Regions from separate parts of the Homo sapiens genome. Here region 1 is linked to region 2. Evidence: read pairs that join two places in POLR2A ChIA-PET (ENCODE). Cell type or tissue: OCI-LY7. All regions are shown on one strand. Each heading gives the region's core, and the rest is flanking DNA. Links, peaks and the distances in the headings are about the cores only. Region 1 has its middle 13 kb from the start of LCN15. Region 2 holds the start of LOC124902353 (small nucleolar RNA U13).

The links. Peaks named below come from ENCODE experiments on the same cell type or tissue, not always from the same donor. Only the 100,000 strongest peaks of a DNase experiment are listed, where the experiment ranks them.
Region 1: POLR2A ChIA-PET joins it to region 2 with 7 read pairs; 5 of 35 experiments call an interaction of 5 or more read pairs at or near these places.

The regions. Positions count from the first base shown.
Region 1 is chr9:136,775,369-136,779,751 of GRCh38, forward strand. No RefSeq gene overlaps it. Among named protein-coding and RNA genes, the nearest start is that of LCN15, 13 kb to the left of the region's middle. In OCI-LY7, for the core only: no CTCF peak of the experiment used is centred there; no DNase peak of the experiment used is centred there.
Region 2 is chr9:137,119,862-137,124,244 of GRCh38, forward strand. LOC124902353 (small nucleolar RNA U13) reads right to left here and starts at 3,747; the gene lies at 3,648-3,747. In OCI-LY7, for the core only: CTCF peaks have their summits at 1,608 and 1,813 (motif pointing right); DNase peaks (open chromatin) are centred at 1,965, 2,263, 2,830 and 3,730; H3K4me3 peaks cover 2,757 bases; H3K27ac peaks cover 3,887 bases.

The DNA.
Region 1 (4,383 bases), core at 95-4,094, 340 kb before region 2:
GATGTGTCAGTGGCCGTGCCAGGAGTCAAGCTCTTGGCCAGGGGCCTCTGGGTGGCCAAGGCCAAGTCTTGTTCAAAAGGTGAGTTCAACTGAGCCAACCATGGCAGAAATACATAAGGGAGACCCCATGCCTCCTCTGGGTAAAATCCCCTGCTAATCCCACCTGGCTCAGAGGAGGAGCCATGTCCTCACAGCAGCCTGCAGTCCCCGCCTGACTCAGCCTCCTCTCGGCTCTGATTCTCCATGCCCCTCTACCCCTCTCTGTCTCCTCTCCCACCCCAGAAAGGGGATCCTGCAGGTTCATCCTGGTGGATTCAAACCCATCTTTGCCACACAGATAGTCATCAGAATGAATGGGCATAATCTATAAAGAGTCCTCTTGAAAAAGAAAAAGGCAGGCCAGGTGCGGTGGCTCACATCTGTAATCCCAGCACTTTGGGAAGCTGAGGCAGGCAGGTCACCTGAGGTCAGGAGTTCCAGACCAGCCTGGCCAACATGGTGAAACTCCACCTCTACTAAAAATACAAAAATTGGCTGGGCATGGTGGCTCACGCCTGTAATCCCAGCTACTCTGGAGGCTGAGGCAGGAGAATCGCTTGAACCCGGAAGGCAGAGGCCACAGTGAGCGAAGATTGTGCCATTGCTCTCCAGTCTGGATGACAGAATGAGACTCCGTCTCAAATAATAATAATAAAAGAAAAAGGTGCCAGGTGCTGTGGCTCACGCCTGTAATCCCAGCACTTTGGGAGGCCGAGGTGGGCGGATCACGATGTCAGGAGATCAAGACCATCCTGGCTAACATGGTGAAACCCCGTCTCTACTAAAAATACAAAATAATGGTAATAATAATAATTAGCCAGGCGTGGTGGCGGGCGCCTGTAGTCCCAGCTACTCTGGAGGCTGAGGCAGGAGAATGGCATGAACCCGGGAGACAGAGCTTGCAGTGAGCCGAGATCGTGCCACGGCACTCCAGCCTGGGCGACAGAGCAAGACTCCATCTCAAAAAAAAAAAATGAAAAAATAAAAAGGCAAAAATTCAGACAACTAAACGGAAACTGGGCAAAAGAGTTGAACCAGACCTGGCTGGGCACAGTGACTCACACCTGTAATCCCAGCACTTTGGGAGGCCGAGGCGGGCGGATCACGAGGTTAAGAGTTCGAGACCAGCCTGGCCAATATTGTGAAACCCTCTCTCTACTAAAAATACAAAAAATTAGCTGGGCGTGGTGGTGCATGCCTGTAGTCCCAGCTACTCAGGAGGCTGAGGAAGAAAAATTGCTTGAACCCAGGAGGTGGAGCTTGCAGTGAGCCAAGATTGTGCCACTGCACTCCAGCCTAGGTGACAGAGTCAGACTCCGTCTCAAAAAAAAAAGAGTTGAACCAGCCCTTCACAGAAAAGGAAATGTGAAGGAAAGGGCAATAAAAACATGAAGAGGGTCTCAGCTAACAGGATGAGGATCACGTGTCACCCACCAGACAGCAAAAATCCCACAGCCCAATCAATGCAAGGATTGGGAAGAATGGAGAGCAATAGGAACCCTCAGCCACTGCTAAGAATGATGTGAAATTGTTTTTGGTATCCCTGCATATGAAAGGGTGTGTTTTGTGGGTTATGAGGAAAATTACATTTCTTACCTGGGATGAAATTGTAAAAACTGAAAGCTACTGACCAGGAGAAATGTGCACCTGTGTACAAAAGAAAGGCCCAAGAGCATTCCCAGCAGCACAGTCCTCAGGGCCCCAGCCTGGCTGAACTCTCGTCCACAGGAAGATGAAGACATTTCCCATGCTCCCCTCAGACGGCGGGAGATCGTGCAGCAATGAAAAAGACTCATGTTAGTGTGGGTGGGTCTCAGGAAGAGAATGGAGACGGGAGATCACGCAGCAATGAAAATGAACCATGTCAATGTGGGTGGGTCTCAGGGAGAGAATGGAGGACAGAAATAGACATCAAGCAGATACTCAGACCCAACGCAGTGTAGGAGCAGCCACCCAGGAGAATTCCTTCACATCAAAGTTCAAAACTACAGCCGAGGCAACAGAGCCCTGTCTCAAAAAGACAACAGAAAGTTGAAACAGAAACTAGAACGAGTCTGAGGGTCATGGAGCTGGAGACCCGGGGAGGAGTCAGTGCTGCTGTTCCAGTTTGCGGGTCGTGGATCTGGAGACCCAGGGTGGAGCTGGTGCTGCTGTTGTAGTTTGACGGTCATGGAGCTGGAGACCTCGGGAGGGTCCATTTGAAGAGCAGCACCGGCTCCTCCCTGGGCCTCAGGCTCCACGACCTTCAGACTTTAAAAGCGGTAATACCGGCTTCTCCCTGGGTTTCCAGCTATATAACCCTCAGACATGAAGCGCAACAGCACCGGCTCCTCCCCGCCTCCAGTTCCATGACCCTCAAACTACAACAGCAGCACCAGCCTCTCCCCAGGTCTCCAGCTCCACCACCTTCAAACTAGAACAACACCACCAGCTTCTCCCTGGGTCTCCAGTTCCACAACGCTCAAACTAGAACAACACCAGCTTCTCCCCAGGTCTCCAGCTCCACAGCCCTCAAACTAGAACAACGCTGGCACCTCCCTGATTCTCCAGTTCCATGACCCTATAATTAGAACAACACCAGCTCCTTCTCTGGTCTCCAGCTCCACAACCCTCAAACTAGAATAACACCAGCTCCTCTCCAAGTCTCCAGTTCCATGACTCTCAAACTAGAACAACACCAGCTCCTCCTCAGTTCTCCAGCTCCACGACCCTCAAACTAGAACAACACTGGCTCCTCCCCAGGCCTCCAGCTCCATGACCCTTAAACTAGAACACCACCACCAGCTTCTCCCCTGGTCTCCAGCTCCATAACCCTCAAACTAGAAAACACTGGCACCACCCCGATTCTCCAGCTCCACTAACCTCAAACTAGAACAACACCAGCTCCTCCTCAAATCTCCAGGTCCAGGACCCTCAAACTAGAAAAACACTGGCTCCTCCCCAGGCCTCCAGCTCTGCAATCCTCAAACTAGAACAACACCATCTCCTCCCCAGGTCTCCAGCTCTGTGAACCTCAAACTAGAACAACACCACCAGCTCCTCCCAGGTCTCCAGCTCCCCAACCCTCAAACTGGATCAACACCAGCTCCTCCAGGGTCTCCAGCTCCCCGACCCTCAAACTGGATCAACACCGGCTCCTCCAGGGTTTCCAGCTCCCCAACCCTCAAACTGGATCAACACCGGCTCCTCCTCAGTCTCCAGCTCCGTGACCCTCAAACTGGATCAACACCGGCTCCTCCTCAGTCTCCAGCTCCCCGACCCTCAAACTGGATCAACACCAGCTCCTCCAGGGTCTCCAGTTCCCCGACCCTCAAACTGGATCAACACCAGGTCCTCCAGAGTCTCCAGCTCCCCGACCCTCAAACTGGATCAACACCAGCTCCTCCAGGGTCTCCAGCTCCCCAACTCTCAAACTGGATCAACACCGGCTCCTCCAGGGTCTCCAGCTCCCCGACCCTCAAACTGGATCAACACTGGCTCCTCCAGGGTCTCCAGCTCCCCGACCCTCAAACTGGATCAACACTGGCTCCTCCTCAGTCTCCAGCTCCGTGACCCTCCAACTGGATCAACACCAGCTCCTCCAGGGTCTCCAGCTCCCCGACCCTCAAACTGGATCAACACTGGCTCCTCCCCAGGCCTCCAGCTCCGTGACCCTCAAACTAGATCAACACCAGCTCCTCCAGGGTCTCCAGCTCCCCAACGCTCAAACTAGATCAACACTGGCTCCTCCAGGGTCTCCAGCTCCCCAATGCTCAAACTAGATCAACACCAGCTCCTCCAGGGTCTCCAGCTCCCCAACCCTCAAACTAGATCAACACCGGCTCCTCCTCAGGTCTCCAGCTCCCCGACCCTCAAACTGGATCAACACCAGCTCCTCCAGGGTCTCCAGCTCCCCAATGCTCAAACTAGATCAACACCGGCTCCTCCTCAGGTCTCCAGCTCTGCGACCCTCAAACTAGAACAACAACACCATCTCCTCCCCGTCTCTCCTACTTGCATGTCCATTTATAGGCTCTCTGCAAGAAGAAAAATATGGCTTTTTTTGCCCGAACCTGCAGGCAGTCAGACCTTATGGTTGTCTTCCCTTGTTCCCTAAACATTGCTGTTATTCTGTTCTTTTTCAAGGTGCACTGATTTCATATTGTTCAAACATACATGTTTTACAATCAATTTGTACAGTTAACACAATTATCACAGTGGTCCTGAGGTGACTTACATCCTCAGTTTACAAAGATAACAGGAGTAAGTGACTAAAGTAAAGACAGGCATAAGAAATTGTAAAAGTATTATTTGGGAACTGACAAATGTCCATGAAATCTTCACAATTTGTGTTCTTCTGCTGCG
Region 2 (4,383 bases), core at 245-4,244:
GGAGGCCGATGCGGGTGGATCACGAGGTCAGGAGATCAAGACCATCCTGGCTAACACAGTGAAACCCCGTCTCTACTAAAAATACAAATATATATATATATATATATATATGTTAGCCGGGCGTGGTGGTGGCTGCTTATAGTCCCAGCTACTTGGGAGGCTGAAGCAGGAGAATGGCGTGAACCCGGGAGGCGGAGCTTGCAGTGAGCCAAGATCACGCCACTGCACTCCAGCCTGGGCGACAGAGTGAGATTCCGTCTCAAAAAAAAAAAAAAAAAATCATCTGGATCTCGGCCGGGCACAGGGGCTCATGTCTGTAATCCCAGCACTTTGGGAGGCCAAAGCGGGCAGATCACAAGGTCAAGAGAACGAGACCATCCTGGCCAACATGGTAAAACCTCGTCTCTACTAAAAATACACAAATTAGCTGGGCGTGGTGGCAGGCGCCTGTAATCTCAGCTACTCGGGAGGTTGAGGCAGGAGAATTACTTGAACCTGAGAGGCAGAGGTTGCAGTGACCTGAGACCGTGCCATTGCACTCCAGCCTAAGCAAAAGATGGAGACTGTATCTCAAAAAAAAAAAAAAATTAGCCAGGCGTAGCGGCGGGCACCTGTAGTCACAGCTACTCGGGAGGCTGAGGCAGGAGAATGGCGTGAACCCAGGAGGCGGAGCTTGCAGTGAGCCGAGATCGCGCCACTGCACTCCAGCCTGGGCAACAGAGCGAGACTCTGTCTCAAAAAAAAATAACTAAATAATAAATAATCTAGATCTCAATCCCTTGTCATATATGTTATTTTCAAATCTTCCTGTGGGTTGCTTCTTTATTCAGTTGATACTGTCTTTGAAGTGCAAAAATTATTATTTTTTGAGACAAGAGTCTCACTCTGTTGCCCAGGCGGGAGTGCACTGGCGCGATCTTGGCTCACAGCAACCTCCCCCTCCTGGGTTCAAACAGTTCTCTGCCTCAGCCTCCAGAGTTTAGTTGGGATTACAGCGCCCGCCACCACGCCCGACTAATTTTTGGATATTTAGTAGAGACGGGGTTTCATCATCTTGGCCAGGCTGGTGTTGAACTCCCGATCCACCCGCCTCAGCCTCCCAAAGTGCTGGGATTACAGGCGTGAGCCACCGCGCCCGGCCGATGTGCAGAAATTATTTTGATGACATCCACTTTGTTGGTCTCTTGTTGCTTGTGCTTTTAGTGTCATTTCTAAGAATCTGTTGCCAAATTAAAAGTTGTGAAGGTTTATCCCGTTTTTTTCCTAAGAGTTTTATAGTTTTAACTTTTTTTTGTTGTTTTTTGGGTTTTTGTTGAGACGGAGTCTCGCTCTGTCACCCAGGCTGGAGTGCAGTAGCGCCATCTCGGCTCCTGCAACCTCTGCCTCGCAAGTTCAAGCGATTCTCCTGCCTCAGCCTCCCAGGTAGCTGGGATTACAGGCGCCCGCCACCACATCCGGCTAATTTTTGTATTTTTAGTAGAGTCGGGGTTTCATCATGTTGGCCGGACTGGTCTCTGTGGGCGGCAAGCCACCCAGGTGCCGAGGCAAGAGACCGAGGGCACGAGCTGTTCCAGTATAATAAAGAAAATATACAGAATAAGAATAGTTATACTGGAACTAGAATATAGATATGATGATATATGAATATTAATCATTAGTTTGTAGCATTACTCTTTGTTCCAATATTATAATAATCTCTGTTCTACAATTATAACCTGGGAAAAACCAGGCCATACAGAGATAGGAGCTGAAGGGACATGGTGAGAAGCGACCAAAGACAAGTGTGAGCCTTCTGTTATGCCCAGACAGGGCCACTAGAGGGCTCCTTGGTCTAGCGGTAACGCCAGTGCCTGGGAAGACACCCACTGCTTAGCAGACCAGGAAAGGGAGTCTCGTTTCCCCAGGGGAGTTAGAGAAGACTCTGCTCCACCACCTCTTGTGGAAGGCCTGACATCAGTCAAGCCCGCCCGCAGCCATCCGGAGGCCTAAACGTCTCCCTGTGATGCTGTGCTTCAGCGGTCACGCTCCTGGTCCACTTTCGTGTTCCGCCCTGTACACCTGGCTGTGCCTTCTAGATAGCAGTAGCAGAATTAGTGAAAGTATTAAAGTCTTTGATCTCTCCGAGAAATACATAGAAGAAATAATGACATAAGCTGTCCCCATTCTCTCTCCGCCTCGGCTACCAAATAGGGAAGGGCCCCCTGTCCGGTGGACACGTGACTCACATGACCTTACGTATCGCTGGAGACGACTCACACTTCTTACCTGCCCCCTTGCCTTGTATCGAATGAATAACAGTGCAGCCAGGCATTCGGGGCCACTACCGGTCTCCATGCCTTGGTGGTAGTGGTCCCCTGGGCCCAGCTGTCTTTTCTTCCATCTCTTTGTCTTGTGTCTTTATTTCTACGATCTCTCATCTCTGCACATGAAGAGAAAAACACACAGGCACAGTAGGGCTGGACCCTATAGTCTTGAACTCCTGACCTCGTAATCCGCCCGTGTTGGCCTCCCAAAGTGCTGGGATTACACGGGTGAGCCACCGCGTCTGGCCCAACTTTGTTCTTTTTCAACATTGTTTTGGATCGCTTAGGGAAGTATTAACATCTTAACAATGCTGTCTTCCTACTCGCGAACGAGGGGTCCTTTGCACTTATTCAGGTTTTCTTTAATTTCTTTCAGCAATGTGTTGTAGTTTTCAGTGTGCAAGTATTTCACCTCCTTGGTTAAATTTATTTCTTGGCATTTTACTTTTTAGATGTTGTTATAAATAGAATCGTTTTCTTCATTTCCTTTTTGGACTGTTCGTTGCAGGTGCACAGAAATGCAACTGATTTTCTTGTTGATACTACGCCCTGCAACTTTACTGAATTTGTTTACTAACTCTAGTAGCTTTCTTGTGTATTCTTTGGTATTTTCTATATGTAGGATCATGTTATCTGTGAATAGAGATAGTTCTACTTCCTTCTTTTCCATTTGAATGCCTCTTATTTCTTTTTCTCATGTAATTGCCCCTGGGCAGGACTTTCAGTACAATATTTAATAGCAGTGGTGAAGCAGGCATCTTGTTCTTTTTTTTTTTTTTTTTTTTTTTTGAAACAGAATCTACCTCTGTCACCCAGGCTGGAGTGCAGTGGCTCAGTCTCGGCTCACTGCAACCTCAGCTTCCTGGATTCAAGTGATTCTCCTACCTCAGCCTCCCGAGTAGCTGGGATTAAAAGCATGTGGAAAAAACACGCAGCTGGGGCCAGCGCGGTGGCTCACGCCTGTAATCCCAACACTTTGGGAGGCTGAGGCGGGTGGATCACCCAGTCAGGAGTTCAAAACCAGCCTGGCCAACATAGTGAAACCCCGACTCTACTAAAAATACAAAAATTAGCCGAGCATGGTGGCGGGCGCCTGTAGTCCCAGCTACTTGGGAGTCTGAGGCAGGAGAACTGCTTGAACCCAGGAGGCAGAGGTTGCAGTGAGCTGAGATTGCACCACTGCACTCCAGACTGGGCAACAGAGCGAGACACCGTCTCAAAAAAAAAAAAAAAAAAAAAAAACCACGCAGCTGGCTAGGTCACAGAGCGGTCAAGGAACCCTACGTTTCTGTCAGGACAAGAGAAACGGCAAGTGGAACTGGGGGACCATACTGTGTTTTTGGGGGTCAGATGGGTAAGGCGCTGACTTTGTAAGAAGGTTTGAGAAAAGCACATCTCACATGAGTGTGAAACCAAATCATCACACTGAGGAACTACAAAAAATCAGTGTTTACAGACGTTAATTTCCACCTGAGCACAACCTGGCTCCATCCCATACATTCTGGTAGTTTCTGCTCTCGTCTTCATTCATCTCTAAGTATTTTCTACCTCCCCTTGTAGTTCTTCTTTGACCCATTGGTTAAGAGTATGTTGTTTAATTGCCACAGATTTGCAAATTTTCCAGCTTTTCCTGTTACTCGTTTCTTTCTTTTTTTTTTTTTTTTTGAGACAGCGTTTCGCTTTTGTTGCCCAGGCTGGAGTGCAGTGAGGCGATCTCAGCTCACTGCAACCTCTGCCTCCTGAATTCAAGCGATTCTCCTGCCTCAGCCTCCCGAGTAGCTGGGATTACAGGCACGCATCACCATGCCTGGCTAATTTTTGTATTTTTAGTAGAAAGGAGGTTTCACTATGTTGGCCAGGCTGGTCTTGAACTCATGACCTCAGGTGATCTGCCCGCCTCAGCCTCCCAAAGTGCTGGGGTTTACAGGCGTGAGTCACCACACCTGGCCTCCTGTTACTCATTTCTAATGTCATTCCATTGTGGCTGAAAAACATACTTTGATGGATGGACACACTAACTCACACCTACAATCCCAGTGCTTTGGGAGCCCCAGGTGGGAGGCTCATTTGAGGAAAGGAG